Linked DNA regions of Mus musculus: region 2 is linked to region 1. A link is a loop called in an ENCODE intact Hi-C map of the cell type or tissue named here. Cell type or tissue: heart. All regions are shown on one strand. Each heading gives the region's core, and the rest is flanking DNA. Links, peaks and the distances in the headings are about the cores only.

Region 1 (7,078 bases), core at 805-5,804:
GGTGGCTCATGTCTGTGATTGCAGCAATCAGAATGCTGAGAAAGAAGAATCCAGGCCTCTCCAGGGGTGGGACTGCAAGCGAACACGGCCATATCGGGCTTTTTATTCAGAGTTCAAGATTCAACTCTGTCCCACCCAGCAAAAAATCGGACAAATGAAGATTTCTCCTGGCAGCGTACAGGAGGGTCTATAATTCTGCGGTTGTGTGTGCTGAGATGTCAGGAGAGCTGAAAGGTGGGAGATCACACAAGGGGGCCTTGCTTGTAAAGAGAGTCAGAGGGATAAAGAGGAGGCTCACACTGACTCCACACACATGAGGATCTGAGTTAGATCCCGGCACTCATGTAAAACACTGGCACGAACATGACCTGTGACGACCTCAGTGCTGTGGGGGGGTGGGAGAGGAGCCGGCAGAAATGAACTGGGCTTCTGGGCTGCCAGGTGGGGTGACAGAGCAGCACCCCAACATCCTCTTCTGGCCTCCATCTATGCATGCACTCACCCCCCCCCCAAAAGCAGAGCCTGGCTAGGGCTGGATGCGACTCAATGGGTCTAGCACACAGCAGGCTCTGGATGTGATCCCAGCACAAGAAAGAGAAGTTGAAAACAACAGTAAGGTGATAGGCAGGAAAGGTCAGGAGGAGAATGCAGAAACCTCTGGGGGACCACAGGGAGAGAGAGCCCTTCCTCCTAGCGTCAACCTGTTTTCAACATAGGGAAGAAATCACGAACAGAGATACCCTGGCTTTTGGGCTTAAGTGAGACCCTGATACGTGGCCAGTTTTTCATGAGCCTCCAGGACCAAAAGACTAGAAACACTCAGCTTCAGGCAGTCAGGGAGGGGAAGGCAGAAGGCTAAGCTGGAGCTGGGAACCAAGTTCTCAGAGTACTTAAGGTGCTTTCATTGGGGTTCCCTGGTCCCCAGGCTGGCTGCCCTTTTCCAACCTCAGCACCGTTCCTCTGCCTGAGGCCCAGGGTCTTTACGTTTACTATGAGCAGAGCAAGGAGCTGAGGGAAGAAGCTGACACCCTCTTATCTCAAAGACTGGCACACTATGGCCGTGGCAGAGGCACTAAGCCCACAGTTCCCTCCAGTGTGGAGACACAGACCACAGACCCCTAGAAGCCACATTTCTGTTTGTTCTGGTCAGCATGCCCTAGGAGGTGTCTGGGTATTTTAGGGGAAACCCAGGCCCGAGTGGTTGTGAGCTTCTTTAAAGGTCCTCCTTCAGTAGGGGGCAAAAGCTAAGAGGAAGACAAGCTGGGGAACATTCCCCAAAGGAAATGTGTCTTGTGACAGGAAACGGAGTAGAAACAATCCATTAGGCTGTGGCTTGTACATCTGTCTCTCAGGGATAGTAGCCTGATGCCCTGCAAACTGCTTTCTCGTCTTTGCTCCTGCCCCACTGAACACAGACTGAGCTGATATGGGAAGAACAGTTCCGGAGACGGTGGGAGGCCCGCATCTGGTCCTCCACCCATGCCCAACACCTGCCTCTTCCCTTTGTGCTCACAAATGCATAAGTGTTATGCATGCATGCATAGGAGTGCAGACCAAACTGGGATTGGGTAAAGAGTAGAGGAGCAGAAGTCAGGGGCGGAAGCAGCCCAGGCTGGAGGAGGCAGGGCTCAGGGGCACAGGATGTGGTCTGTGGGAGAGTGATCGACACTTCTCCTTTGCTAGAACTTGCCCTGCCCCAACCCAGGTCTCTACTAGCAGGTCACGGGAACACAATCCTTGGTTCCCTCCACGGAGGGAACATTCAGGAAAGACAGCGAGCAGGAGACACACTAACCCAGCAGCACAATGCTGAAGCACTTAGTCTAGGTTGGAGGGTAAGGGGAGGCAGAGGACAGGGCACCAGGCAATTCTGGGTTTCTGTCATACACACACGCCCTCCCAGGCTAGGAGCTCCCAGCTTGGAGCGAGAAGACAGAGGACGATGGCTGGACATAATGGAACCCACCTGCCTAGAACCTGGGCTCCAACAAGACTGGAGAAGGCAGAGAGGGGATTTCCCACTTCAGCACACAGTGAGCCTGCACCCGGGGGAGCCCTAGCTGCACCCTGGGCCGGAATGTTGAAGGAGGAGATTGGGTTGGGGCAGGAGCTAGGAGGGGCTGGGAGGGCTTGGTAGTTTTCCCAAGAGTCCACTCACTGAGACAGAGCCCTGAGGAAGTAAAGAAAAACATTTGGTCTTGGTCACAAAACAAGCAAGAGGGGGAGGGGAAAGGGAACAGACGGCCAGTGTCACACAGCTGCTGAGGTCAATCTGGAGCTGGGGGGCTGGGGGGACCTAGGAGGGGTAAGCATGGCTCCTGGGGCTCACCCATTCCCAGGACTCATTCAACTGTGTAGGGAAAAAGCATTTAAAAACAGAGAGATTTAAACTTTTTCTCTCCAGAGCTGTAAGAGGAGATTGTGCCCCAGCCAGCCTGGTACAATTGCAGGTGGGCAGGAACCTACTGGAGCAATGTGTTCTTTGATCCAGCTTGATCCAGCCCTGGACCAGATGAGAGGAGCAGAAGGGGCCCTAACACTCCAGCCCAGACTGGGGTGGGGCTCCCGGAATGTAGCCCTCTGTTGTGATTCCCCGCCCTCAGCTGCCAGCCCAAGTTCATAGGCTGCCTCCTAAGCAGCCTGACTCACCTGTCATAGTACAGTCCCCAGTGCCTGGCCATAGCAGACCCAAGGGTAGAGTGTCCATGATTAGTGGGATCCCAAACACACACACACCAGGGTGGGGTGGACATGATTAGAGGGGTCCTGAGGGCAGGGACTGGAGAGTCTCCAGGAGGTCAGCACTCCTAGCTAAGAGATACAATGTCCTTCCTTTCAGCAAGCTGCCTCAAGTTTCTCCCCTAAGGGGAAAGCAGAATTGTAGGGTTCCTATGAGATCACAAACTCCACAGTGACCTCATAAAACCAGGAAGAAGAGAAAGGGGATAGGGGGATAATGGGTGGAAAGTTAAGGGCGAGAGATTCACTTCTTTCACATAGATAGGCTGGGGTGGACGGCGGAGAGGGGCTGGGACTTGGGGAGACTACGGAAAAGCAAGCAGAAACGTCGGGTTGTTAGGAGCGACCCTTTAGGAAAGAGATAACGGGGCTTGTTGGGATTGTGGTGGACGGGTGAGAAAGACGTTGGAAACGACTAAAAGGGTGAAAATGTAGCGATTAATGATAGATTCTACATGGAAGTTTGCTTTAAGGGTTGATCAGATCTAGGGTTGAAGAAGCCAACCAGGTGAGGGGCGGGACCATGCTACAGGTGCGCAATATGCAAATAAAGGGGAAGAGTCTCCTAGAGCTCGGCCAAAAGTGTTCTGTGCACTCTTGAAGCGAACTCATTGTCCAGTGGTTCTTACACAGGGGAGGGGAGGTCGCGGGCTCAATGCCAATCCCAAGGGGCGAGCGTTCAAGACTGCCAGGTGAAGGGGTGGGCCCAATCGAACGCGAGGCGGGGCTATGCAAATGAGGGTCGCAGTCCAGTATGGGTCCCCTGCTCTCTGGGCACCAGCGCAACTCACCAGCCTGGGTGATGTCTGACAAGTCGTAACTGCGGGCCGCGCCCCGGGGGAAGTGCTTCAAACGCCGGTTGGACAAGTTCAGGGTCCCGGTGGCCACAGCCTCCTCTAGGGCTCGTTCTGCGCTACGGCTCCCAGGTAGACCAGGAGACCCTGGCAAGGACACTGAAGCTGCAGCTTCCTCACCCCCGGCGGCGAGTGGGCCCGCTACTGCTGCCGCCATCCGCTCTCGGCGGCTCCCCCTGCCTGACTGACGGCACCGGCCGGCCCTTCTCGCCCTTCCCCCTCCTCGGAGCCGCCGTAGTCCCCACTGAAGGGAGGAAGCGAGGGTCAGGAACTCCGCGGACCAATCATGAACCAGAGACGCGTTAGAAGTGCCCAATCAGAAAACGGCAGGGGGTGGAGCCTCTCAATTCTAGATTACACTGAGGGAAGGGAGGGGTGAAGAGGAGCACCCCGCCAACGGCCGCGGTTCCTGGTCGGCCCGCCCCGCGCAGCGACATCCAATCACAACTCTCGAGGCTGGAGATGGAGCCAATGAGACCCGCCCAGGAGGCGGGGACTACAGGTCTCAACTTTAGGGTATTAGAGACCCAGAGACCACAAACCTGCTTTTTCAACCAAGACCAATTGCAATCTAGATTCAGGCGAGTGACTGTGAAGAAGACCAATTAGAACCTACAAAAGGAACCTGTCCCGGCCTCTTCTCTGAGGGACGGTTCTGCCTACCAATAGCATGGGCTAGGAGGTGCTCCATTCGCTAGACAGAAGGAGGTGGGTGAGCTAGAATTTTTGAGACGCAGGTAAAGATCGTAAAAGGCGCGCGCTGGGCGGCCTGACAGTGCAGGGTTAGGGTTGGGTACTAGCTGTGCTTACTGGGGAGCAAACCAGCATCCGAGAAGTGAGGAAGGGCGAGGGATGCCCCACTCAGCACTCAGGCTGTTGTCTCAACAGAAGGGACCATTTCCTCCTGCGCAGTCTTGAGTCCCTAATGGGAATGCTGGGGATGACCGGTGAGGGGGTTTCCAGTTCAGAGAGGGAAAGTCGTCAGACCTGCCAAAGTCCCCCTGGAGAAGACTTGTGATGGCCAGACCAAACTTTAGAGACTACGAAGGATCTCATGGCCTCTAGAACAAGATCTTTGGGGGTTTTTTGTTTGTTGCTTTTCCGAGACAGGATTTATTTCTCCGTGTAGCCCTGGCTGTTCTGAAACTTGCTCTGTAGACCAGGCTGGCCTTGAACTCAAGAGCTCCTCCTGCCTGTGTCTCCCGAATGCTGGGACTAAAGGCGTGCATCATCACCGCCCGGCTAAGACCTCGGGTTTTTTATAAATGAGGAAAGGGAAGCTGGACAAATCTCAGACCTCCAGTAGAACTCCCCCACACATACTTTCATAACAGACTTTGTCTATTGGAAACCTCTTATTTGAAGCTGGGTGTGGTGGCATGAGCCTGTCGTGACAGTTCTTAAAAAGAGGAGGCAGAAGGATCGGGACTTCGAGGTCAATTCCAGGCAAGCCTGGACTACATAACTCCAAACTAACCTTTTTTAAAAACAAAAACAAACAAACAAACAAACAAACAAACAAAAAAACCCCAGAAAACTTCTTGAGATACAGGAAGGAGTCCCAGATGTGAGAGATAATAGTAAAAGAATATTTTTTTTTCCTTTGAGATTTGCTTTTAGAAGAATGTTAGCGTTTAATGAACCTCCCTGTGTGGCTTCTAGTCATTAGAAAACAGGCATCCCAACACCCTTAATCGCCTCGGCTCTTCCAAGGTTAATCCTGTGGTGAGGCATGCCACTAAGCATCCCCCTTCCCTCTTGGGTGCCTCCACAGCTTACCAATGTGGCTGTAGCTGTGGCTAACATGGCCCCATAATTTCAGTCTTTTTTTCTCAATGTGGGTGGCATGGTGACCTAAAGGAAAAGAGGGAGACTGGCTTTCAGAGACAAGGTCTCCTATAGTTCTAGCTGGCCTCTAACTGGTGATGTAGCTAGGAGTGACCATGAACAACTCCTGACTGTTACCACCTCTCAAGTGCTGGGATTATAGGTGTGCACCCTCATGCAGGGCTCGATTAGAGAGCTTAAAATCTTGTGTAGTGACAGAAGACCACGTCTGCTTTCCGTGTTGCCTGACCACCAGTAACTGAAGTTGCTCTCTCATCTCTGGTCATTCCTGCTATACTGATATGCCTAGACACTAAAGTATTAGAGACTGGGGGCTGGAGAGTGAGTTTAGCTGGCCAATAATGTATATTGGTCTACTTCTGTTCTAAGCACCCAAGAGAGTGGCTCACAACAGCTTGGATCTCCTGCTCCTGGCCTCCCAGGGTTCTCTTCTAGCCACCACAGGCATTGGTCTCACAGGCACGTCCCTCCACCCGTACACACAGGCATACACAATTAAAAAGGAGTCTGGGGAGAGAGATCTGAGAAGCTGTGAGCACTTGCTGCTCTTGCAGAGGACCCAGATGGTATTCACAGCAGCCACATGGCAGTTCACAGCCGTCTGAAACTCCCAGTTCCATGGCATCCAGGCATTTATATGGTACTCATACATGCACGAAACACACACACACAAAGTAAATCTTTTTTTTTTTTTTTTTTGGTTTTTGAGACAGGGTTTCTTTGTATAGCCCTGGCTGTCCTGGAACTCACTTTGTAGACCAGGCTGGCCTCGAACTCAGAAATCTGCCTGCCTCTGCCTCCCGAGTGCTGGGATTAAAGGCGTGTGCCACCACGCCCGGCTAAGTAAATATTTAAAAAAAAAAAAAAGTTGGATGTAGCAATGCACTCCTTTAGTCCCAGTAATCAGGGGGCAGAAGCAGGTGGATCTGTGAGTTCAGGGCCAGCCAAACTCACGGCCTAACCCTGCCTAACCCTAACCCTAACCCTAACCCTAACCCTAACCCTAACCCTATATACTGAGTTTTAGGATAGCCAGAGATACATAGTGAGATTCTGCCTCAAAAAGTAACACTTCAAGATTGGACTGAATAAATGCTCAGAGGGTAAAGGAATGTTCTATTCCCAGGACCCACAGGTTAGGAAGAGAGAAACTGCTCTCAAGCTGACCTCCACCTGTGTGCTACATAGCACTTGCACACGCGCGCGCCTGCACACACACACACACACACACACACACACACACACACACACACACTATGGATGTAACAGAATTCTTCTTCATCATTAAAATCCCTTCTTAGGTTCTTAGGTTCCCAAAGTAGCTGTTTGCTAGTTACCATAAGAAAGCAGGGTTGGGCTCCAAAGCCACGCACATGTTAAGCATATGCCCTGCGCAGGAGCTGCATCTCCTGGTTAACACAGATGATGGAGCTGGTGTGGGTGAGAAACAGCTGGCCAGAGTCAATGAATGGATCTGCTGCGCGTTTTTGCACTGGTTGTCTAACAGGATTAAGTCCTTTTAAGCTCCTGGGAGAGCCATAGTTCCATCATTTATTGGTGTAGACCTCCCCCTACCTATCAGATGCTACCTTGTCTGGACAGTATGTCACTCCACAGAAAACGCCAAGTGGAGGATG
Region 2 (7,078 bases), core at 1,464-6,463, 110 kb after region 1:
TGCGGTCCTGCTGCTGCCCCCACTGGCCTTCCCTGCAACCTGCCGAGCAGACAGTGCTCACCAGCAGCGGGGGTGGCGAGGGCCCTGGGGCAAAGGGCACACGGCCCCACATCTTGATCACCTCTCCCAGAGGCTGGAAACCCTCATCGCAGCCCCTCTTCACTAAGAGTGACATGGAGAAGTAGCCAGCCTGGAACCACTCAGCCATCTCCTGGGTCGTGAAAGGGCCTGGAACAAGGGCATCAAGAGGGGTCAGGAGGTGGCTATGGCATAGTCAGAGGGCACTCTAAGATCTGCTTGAGCAACATGGAGTCCCAGCAGCCTGCTACCCACCGCTACCTTGGATTTCCCCCTGTGGGTCCTTGTAGAACCACTTTCGGGCAGCGCCATGGCTGAGGGGAAGGGCAGTGGCAGCTGTGGAGTGGCGGAGGCCCTGGGTTTGCATGGCAGCGGTGAACTGCTCCTCCTCCAGGGAGCTGTCCTGCAGGGAGGCCACCAGCTTCTCTGCCTCCTGGAAGTCAGGAAAAGAGGGAGTCTGAGCCGCCTGAGGAGGCTGGGCTTGAGGGCAGGAGAGGGACCCTGTCAGACAGATCTGGGACACATGGGGCAAAGGGCTCTGCAACCCTGGAGGGGAGCCCCCGCAGCATGTACAGACAACCCCAAACCTGCTGCAAGTGCTTCAAGCCTTCTTCGTCTTCTAGATCTCCAGGTGGGCCAGGAGGTGAACTGATTCTAGGACTCAGAGACAGTCCCCTCAACTCGTCACCTAGGGAGATGGGAAAGTAGGGAGGGGCAGAGAAACGAACAAGATGGCTCCTGTAGCTGCTAGGAAAACAGGCTCTTGCCACAACTGCACTTCACTAGCCACGCCCATCACTCCCCTCTGCACGGCTCTTGCCAGCCTACCTTCAGCAGGAGGCAGCTCTTTCTCCACTGCCTCACCACCCTCCTCATTTGTCGTCCAGAGAGGACCCAAGGCTGGCAGTGAAGACGGTGAGCTGGAGTTCTCTGGAGGCGGCAATGGGGTTGCCTCCTTCCCTCCTGGAAGAAATAAATACGTGATTACCAGAACTCCAACCGGAAGAGCTAGGGCCAAGGAGCCAGCTTGATGGATAAAAGGGCTTGGTTCCCAGGCAAGAGGACCTGGGTGAAATCCCAGGAACCCGTAAAAGCCACTTGTGCTAGTGTGTGTCTGCAATCCCAGTTCTCCTATGGAAACACGGAAAGGACAGGAGATCCGCCATTAAGTTTGTAAGCCTAGCTTGGCACAGACAAAGAACAGAGATCCTACCATATACAAGGTGAAAGGCAAGGACACTTGTCCTCTGACCTGCCCACATACACAGGAAAAGACAACTGCAGGGGGTGGTATCTGAGGCAGTGCAAGTCAACACGTGTGACCTTGGGTAGTGAGTCTATCCTTCTGACTCTGGTCAAGCCCTAACCAAGCACGAGCACAGACATAGAGAACCACGCAGTCCACACTAAGCACGCTGGCCCTGGTCCTGCGCTGAGAGAGGGGAGGACCTACATGTGGTGAGGGGCTGTGTGCTCACACCTAACAAAGATTTCTCTGCACACCTGCCTGGGCCCGCCCCGGCCCGCCACCCACCCCAGCACACGTGCTGCAGGCTAGAGGACAACCTGGTGGAAATGGTTCTTCTCCCCTCTCTCCTGTGGGTTCCAGGGATTGAACTCACAGCATGATGCTTGGTGGCAAGCCTTTCACGTGCCAAACCGTCTCACCACTCCCGCCTGAACGTTTCTAAGCGGCCTGACCTGACACATGGGCGGCCAGTCAGCAGCCAGCTTAGCAACACATCTCTGCCAACTTGCCCCAGCCCGAGCTTCTCAGGCCTTGTCCCTGCACCGCTATGAGGGCTCACCTGCCTCAGGCCTCTCTTCATCCACCCCTTCTGACGGCTCCTCCTCCTCCTCCTCCTCCTCCTCCAGGCCCCGGAAATCAAGCTCCTGCTCCTCAGGGATGGCTTCCTTGGGGCCCTTCTGTGTGGGGAGGGCAGAGTGGACACAGTGGGAGGGCAGCCAGGGGGCAGCTGCCACCACCCCACTGGCCCCTGAGATGAGTACCTTAAGGGGCAGGAAGGCTCCGGAGGCATCGAAAGTGCCCATCTCCTCATCCTCATCCTCCAGGCACCACTCGGGGAGCCCATCCTTGTCATCTTCAAAGCCATCGAGCCCCCGGCATCTCCGGAGGTGAGAGTTGCCGCCCCCAACCCGCCCATCCTCTTCACCACACCCTCCGCGCTCCCCTCGCAAATCAAAATCAAACTTGCGCCTCCGCTCCCCATGCTCCCGCCAGCCAGCAGAGCGGGGACCACCATCTGAAAGAGAAAGTTGGAGAAGGGCAAAAATCCTCTAGTGCCCAGCCAAGCCAAGCCCCACCTTCTCCAGTCCACCAGGCTTCCCCTGGGATCTTCTTGTTCCTCGCGTGCATGGCACCTCTTCCCTAGTATCGCCAGGATATCCTGACCCCACCTAGCCCCCATCTTACCAGGGCTGGTGGAACGCCAGCGATCACCATCTCGCCGGGGTCCCGCCCCAAGTCTCCAGCTGCCATCATCCTCTTGCTCCTCTCGAAGTGAGCGCCAATTCTCACTGTCTGAGCGTGCATGCTCCTTCCTTGGGCCAGCCCCTCCCTCCTCAAAGCCAGACCGTACTGGCACAGGGGAGACAAACAGTAAGCATGGATGAACCTCAAGAGAGCTTACTCCTATTAGCTCCCCCCCCATCCCCCTACCTGGGAACCCCACCTCCACTGCCTCCCGACCATGCTGGCCACCATCATCAACACGCTCATACCTCCATCCCTCCTTGCAGGCTTCTCAAACCGCCTCTCGCCTCTGTGAAGAAAGGCGTCGGTCAAACATCACCCTTCCCCAGGGGGTGCTAGGCTGGGTAGACACGACCCAGGGGCTCTGATCAGGGCTGGCCTGCTGGGTGTCTCTGGTCCCTCTAGTCACCCTATTCCAGCTCAGTGGCACTCCTCCGTTCTGCCCGTCTCTCTCCATCTTGTCATCCCCACCTGTCATCCCAGCTTTGGCTTCGCTGGATCTCCCGAGGATTCCTTCCGAAGGCCCCATCGCCTTCCTCAATGCTTCTTTGGTAAAAGCAGCTGTCACCACGGCCTCGCCCTGAAGAAGAGGGTTTACACTGGGTCTGGGACCCTCCAGTGTCCCTCTGTATCCTTGCCACCACCCACTCCAACTCTGCCCACCTCCTCCCCTAAAAAATACGAGGAGTCGCTGTCTACCTCGGCTCCGAGTGCTGCCCCTGCCACGGGAGGTGGCAGGCAAAGGGGGCCCAGCCCCTTTCCCCATCAGTCTCAGCACAGCCACACTGTTCACCGACAGCGAGAAGTTTCTCTGAGGAGGGAGCCAGGGATGGCAGTGAGGACCGTCACCCAGTCAGCCCCCATCTTCCCAAGCCCAGCCCCTCCCTCCTCCACCCTAGGCCCAGCCCCACCTGCTCCTCCTCAGTCAGAGGCTCCAGAGCCAGAGGTTGCAGCGGTTCCTCTTGTAACACTGCAGCAAACTCCTTGTCCTGTAGTTCCTCCGGGACCTGGGATGGGGCAGGAGGCCCAATATATTAACCACTCAGAGGCAACTCACAGATAAGGCAAATGGGCGAGGGAGCTGTGCTCCATCCCAAACCTCACCTTGTTCTCCTTGACATAGAGGGCCAGCATCTCCTCTCGCCCATAGCGGTAATCTGCCAGCTTGTATTTGGGCATGGCAGGAGATGGGGGTGGAGAGGCCACGCTGCCACCACTCGAAAGGGCTCTCAGCCTAAAACAGGTACAAAAAAAAAGGGGAGACGGAGGTCCACGTGGCCCTTCACCCCTACACCAGCTTTTCCCCTGGACCAGAGCTTAAGTGACCCACCACTCAGGCCCAAAGTTGAGTGTCTCTGCTGCCATTGTGGAGCTTCGATGCTTCTCAAAGGTCAAGGATGAATGGCAGAGACAGGACCAGGAGAGTACTGTCCAAATACCTGTAGGGTCACAGACAAGTCATGAGTAAGCTGGTGCAGGGCAGATCAGTCATGGCGCCAGCACTTTGCTGGGCCAGTGACAGGCCTCCATCTAGACGGTGAGACATTTTGGCATTGAACTCACCTACACCAGACAGGTGACCACTCACACCATGAGTTAACCAAAGCTGAGTCAGGGTAGGGGAGAGTCCTAGGGAGTGAGGGAACACTGAAGCCTGAGCCCCTTCCAGCTCAGTGGGACGCCCTCTGGTGGCCCAACACTCACCTGACAGTTCTGTCCAGGGAAACAAGGGCTCTCTGGTCTCACAGGGGCCGGGCTGCGCTGAACTAGGATCCCCAAGCAACTAGCTCTAGCCTCTAAGTGCCTGGGAGAAACTTTCACATCTGGGAGAGATCCTTAGGGAGAAGAGGAGGAAGAGAGAGGTTACCCCAGTGAATTAGACAGTCTCCCAGCCCCTGGCCCACAGCTGCCGGGTACAGTGCACTCAGGAGAAGGGACAATGTGGTCATTGGTCAGAGGTGCTCTCATGGGATGGCTGAGGTAACCAGTGTGCCCAGAATACAGTGAGGATTTTCAGCACAAAACTTAAGCCTGCTTTGTAATGCCCATGTTTGTAATCCCAGCACTCAGGAGACAAAGGCAAGAGGACTGCAAGTTCCTGGGACAACCTGGGACAGCACACAGTAAGACTATTCTGAAACAATCACTGGACTGGGGATATAGTTTGGCTGGGGGTGGGGGGGCACTTATTCACCATACTTGAAGCCCTAGACTCTGCCCCCAACACCACACCAACAAGGAATATAGCACCCGGCTTTGATCCCAAACACTTGGGAGATAGAGAGAGGCAGGAGGTTCAGAAATTTAAGGTCACTTCTGGCTACATAAGAGTTTAGGGCCAGCCTGGGCTATATGAGACCCTGTCTCAAAAAATAAGACAGGCAGGCATTGGGGCCGCTTATGTTCTATAGAGGAATGGTCCATTTTATAAAGCAGTATGACAAGCCTTGGAACAAGCCAACTTCTCTAAAGAAAACTTAGGGCATCTGTCTGAGGGGGCTGGGTTTCAGCACAAACTAAGCAGACAGGACTTCCAGAGCCACAGGTACTCACTCCACTCACGGTAGGCTCTGAGCAGGTGGGTGTGGCCACAGGAATAGGAACCAAGACCTAAACTCCTACCCTACATCAACAACTGCCCCTCAGAAAAAAGGTCAAGGTGGGAGCAGGGTTCTCAGGTTGTGGCTGGCGGAAGGCTCCCTCACCATATGGGAAGAGGCAAGTTCAGTCTCTAGTGGCTAATGAGGCAGCAGTGGCAGCAACAGGGCAAGTTCCTCTAGGGTCCTGGGTAGGAGACTCTCAGGAAGGGCAGAGTAGAGAAGGAAGGACAGGCAGTGTCCGGGGGGAATACGTGGGTTTTTTATCACAGGCTGGGCAGGAGGCTGGACCAGTGTGCCTCTCCAGTCGCCATCCGCTGCAGGACGCCAGGAATCTAGAAGGAAGAAGAGAGTGTCCACTAGAGGAGTCTAGGAAAGAGGGTCTCCTCAGTAACTAAACCAAGGCCCCATGGCAGACAATGGGGTGACCCAGAATCTCAGCACCCCAGAACTCCCAAGCCACAGTGAGGTAAGTGTCTTAACTACAAGAGCCTGGGCTAGCTCAGGCTGCACACTCCACTCCCCCTTCCCGACCCCAATGACTGCACTAGATTCAGGAGGGCTCCACAATCACCCTGAGGGGAGCTGGGACTAGGCAGCCCTTAGGGGCTGGAGACGACACTAAGGAGGAAGAGTGCTCGCCTAGCTAGCACAAAGCCCTGGGTTTTACCTTCACATTGCATGAACCACATGTGGTAGTACACAAGGATCTAAAGTCTAAGCTCCAGCCGGGCGTGGTAGCACACGCCTACACGCCTTTAATCCCAGCACTCGGGAGGCAGAGGCAGGCGGATTTCTGAGTTCGAAGCCAACCTGGTCTACAAAGTGAGTGCCAGGACAGCCAGGGATACACAGAGAAACCCTGTCTCAATCCGCCCCCCCCCAAAAAGTTGGATACACAGAGAAACCCTGTCTCGAACCCCTCAAAAAGTTTAAGCTCCCCACCTCCTCACCCCTAGGAAAAACAAAATAAACACTAAAGGGGCTGGAGATGTCCCTCAACAGCCAGACACTTGCCAGCACGCACAAGGCTCTGTCTGGCTTCAGCCTCCACAACTGCCACAAAGGGACCTGGGGCTGGAGAGATGGCTCAGTGGTCGAGAGTACTTGCTGCTTGTCTAAAGGACCTGTGCTCAGTTCCCAGCAGGAGGGAGGGGGACAGGGGACTAGACTCCAAGAAAGATAACCCCTGTAGGATGTTTCTTACAGAGTAGCCAGGGGTCGGGGCAGGTCAAAGTCAAAGACCTAGAGTTGGGACTGATGGGGCTGCCCACAAACACTGCCCAGGTCTAGAGTTTCAGCTGGGCCCAGAAGGATGTGGACATAGCCATGACAGCTGAATAACACTACACGGATTAACACAGAGAATTACACACCTAAACAATGACTAAAGTGGGGCTGGAGAGAGGGCTCGGCAGTTAGGAGCACTGGCTGCTCTTCCAGAGGATCCCAGTTCAATTCCCAGCAACCACGTGGCAGCTCACAAATGTCCAGTAATTCCAGTTACAGGGAATCCGACACCCTCATACAGACATACATGCAGGTAAAACACCAATGCACATTAAAAAACAATTAATGCCTAAAGTGGTAACTTTACTTTTAGTTTCTAGAGAACGCTTTTGCCTCAGACTCCTGCGTGCTGGGATTATAAGCATGCACTACCACGCCTGGCTCTTGCTAATCATTTTATTTCTGAATTTCATATGTGTTTGGAGGTGGTGGGCAATGATGATGGCATGTGCCCTTGAATGCAGGCACCCAGAGTCTTGAAGAAGGTGTTGGGGCCCCTGGAGCTAGGGTTACAGGTGGCTGTGAATCACCTGACATTGGAGAAGGAAATCACTCAAGGGCCTCGAGAGTACTGCCTGGACCTAACCACTCAGCTAACCACTGAGCCATTACACCCACA

Evidence for each region. Peaks named below come from ENCODE experiments on the same cell type or tissue, not always from the same donor. Only the 100,000 strongest peaks of a DNase experiment are listed, where the experiment ranks them.
Region 2: a loop joins it to region 1, with 1.9 times the contacts of the local background. A loop is called at or near these places in 3 of 42 quality-filtered maps.

Annotation. Positions count from the first base shown.
Region 1 is chr5:137,625,879-137,632,956 of GRCm38, reverse strand. Lrch4 (leucine-rich repeats and calponin homology (CH) domain containing 4) reads right to left here and starts at 3,834. Exons shown (of 18, transcript NM_146164.2): 1 at 3,531-3,834. The coding sequence starts at 3,750. It overlaps Gm20605 (predicted gene 20605), which reads right to left and starts at 3,834. Exons shown (of 22, transcript NR_033148.1): 1 at 3,531-3,834. In heart, for the core only: CTCF peaks have their summits at 3,766 and 4,774; DNase peaks (open chromatin) are centred at 1,636, 2,136, 4,036, 4,786 and 1 weaker place; H3K4me3 peaks cover 3,882 bases; H3K27ac peaks cover 4,078 bases.
Region 2 is chr5:137,515,811-137,522,888 of GRCm38, reverse strand. Gigyf1 (GRB10 interacting GYF protein 1) reads right to left here and starts at 4,009. Exons shown (of 24, transcript NM_031408.2): 1 at 3,903-4,009; 2 at 3,677-3,806; 3 at 3,484-3,579; 4 at 3,272-3,383; 5 at 3,044-3,152; 6 at 2,821-2,861; 7 at 2,513-2,677; 8 at 2,089-2,342; 9 at 1,887-2,004; 10 at 907-1,041; 11 at 666-766; 12 at 340-511; 13 at 62-228. The coding sequence starts at 3,937. In heart, for the core only: a CTCF peak has its summit at 4,263 (motif pointing left); DNase peaks (open chromatin) are centred at 2,538, 2,778, 2,998 and 4,238.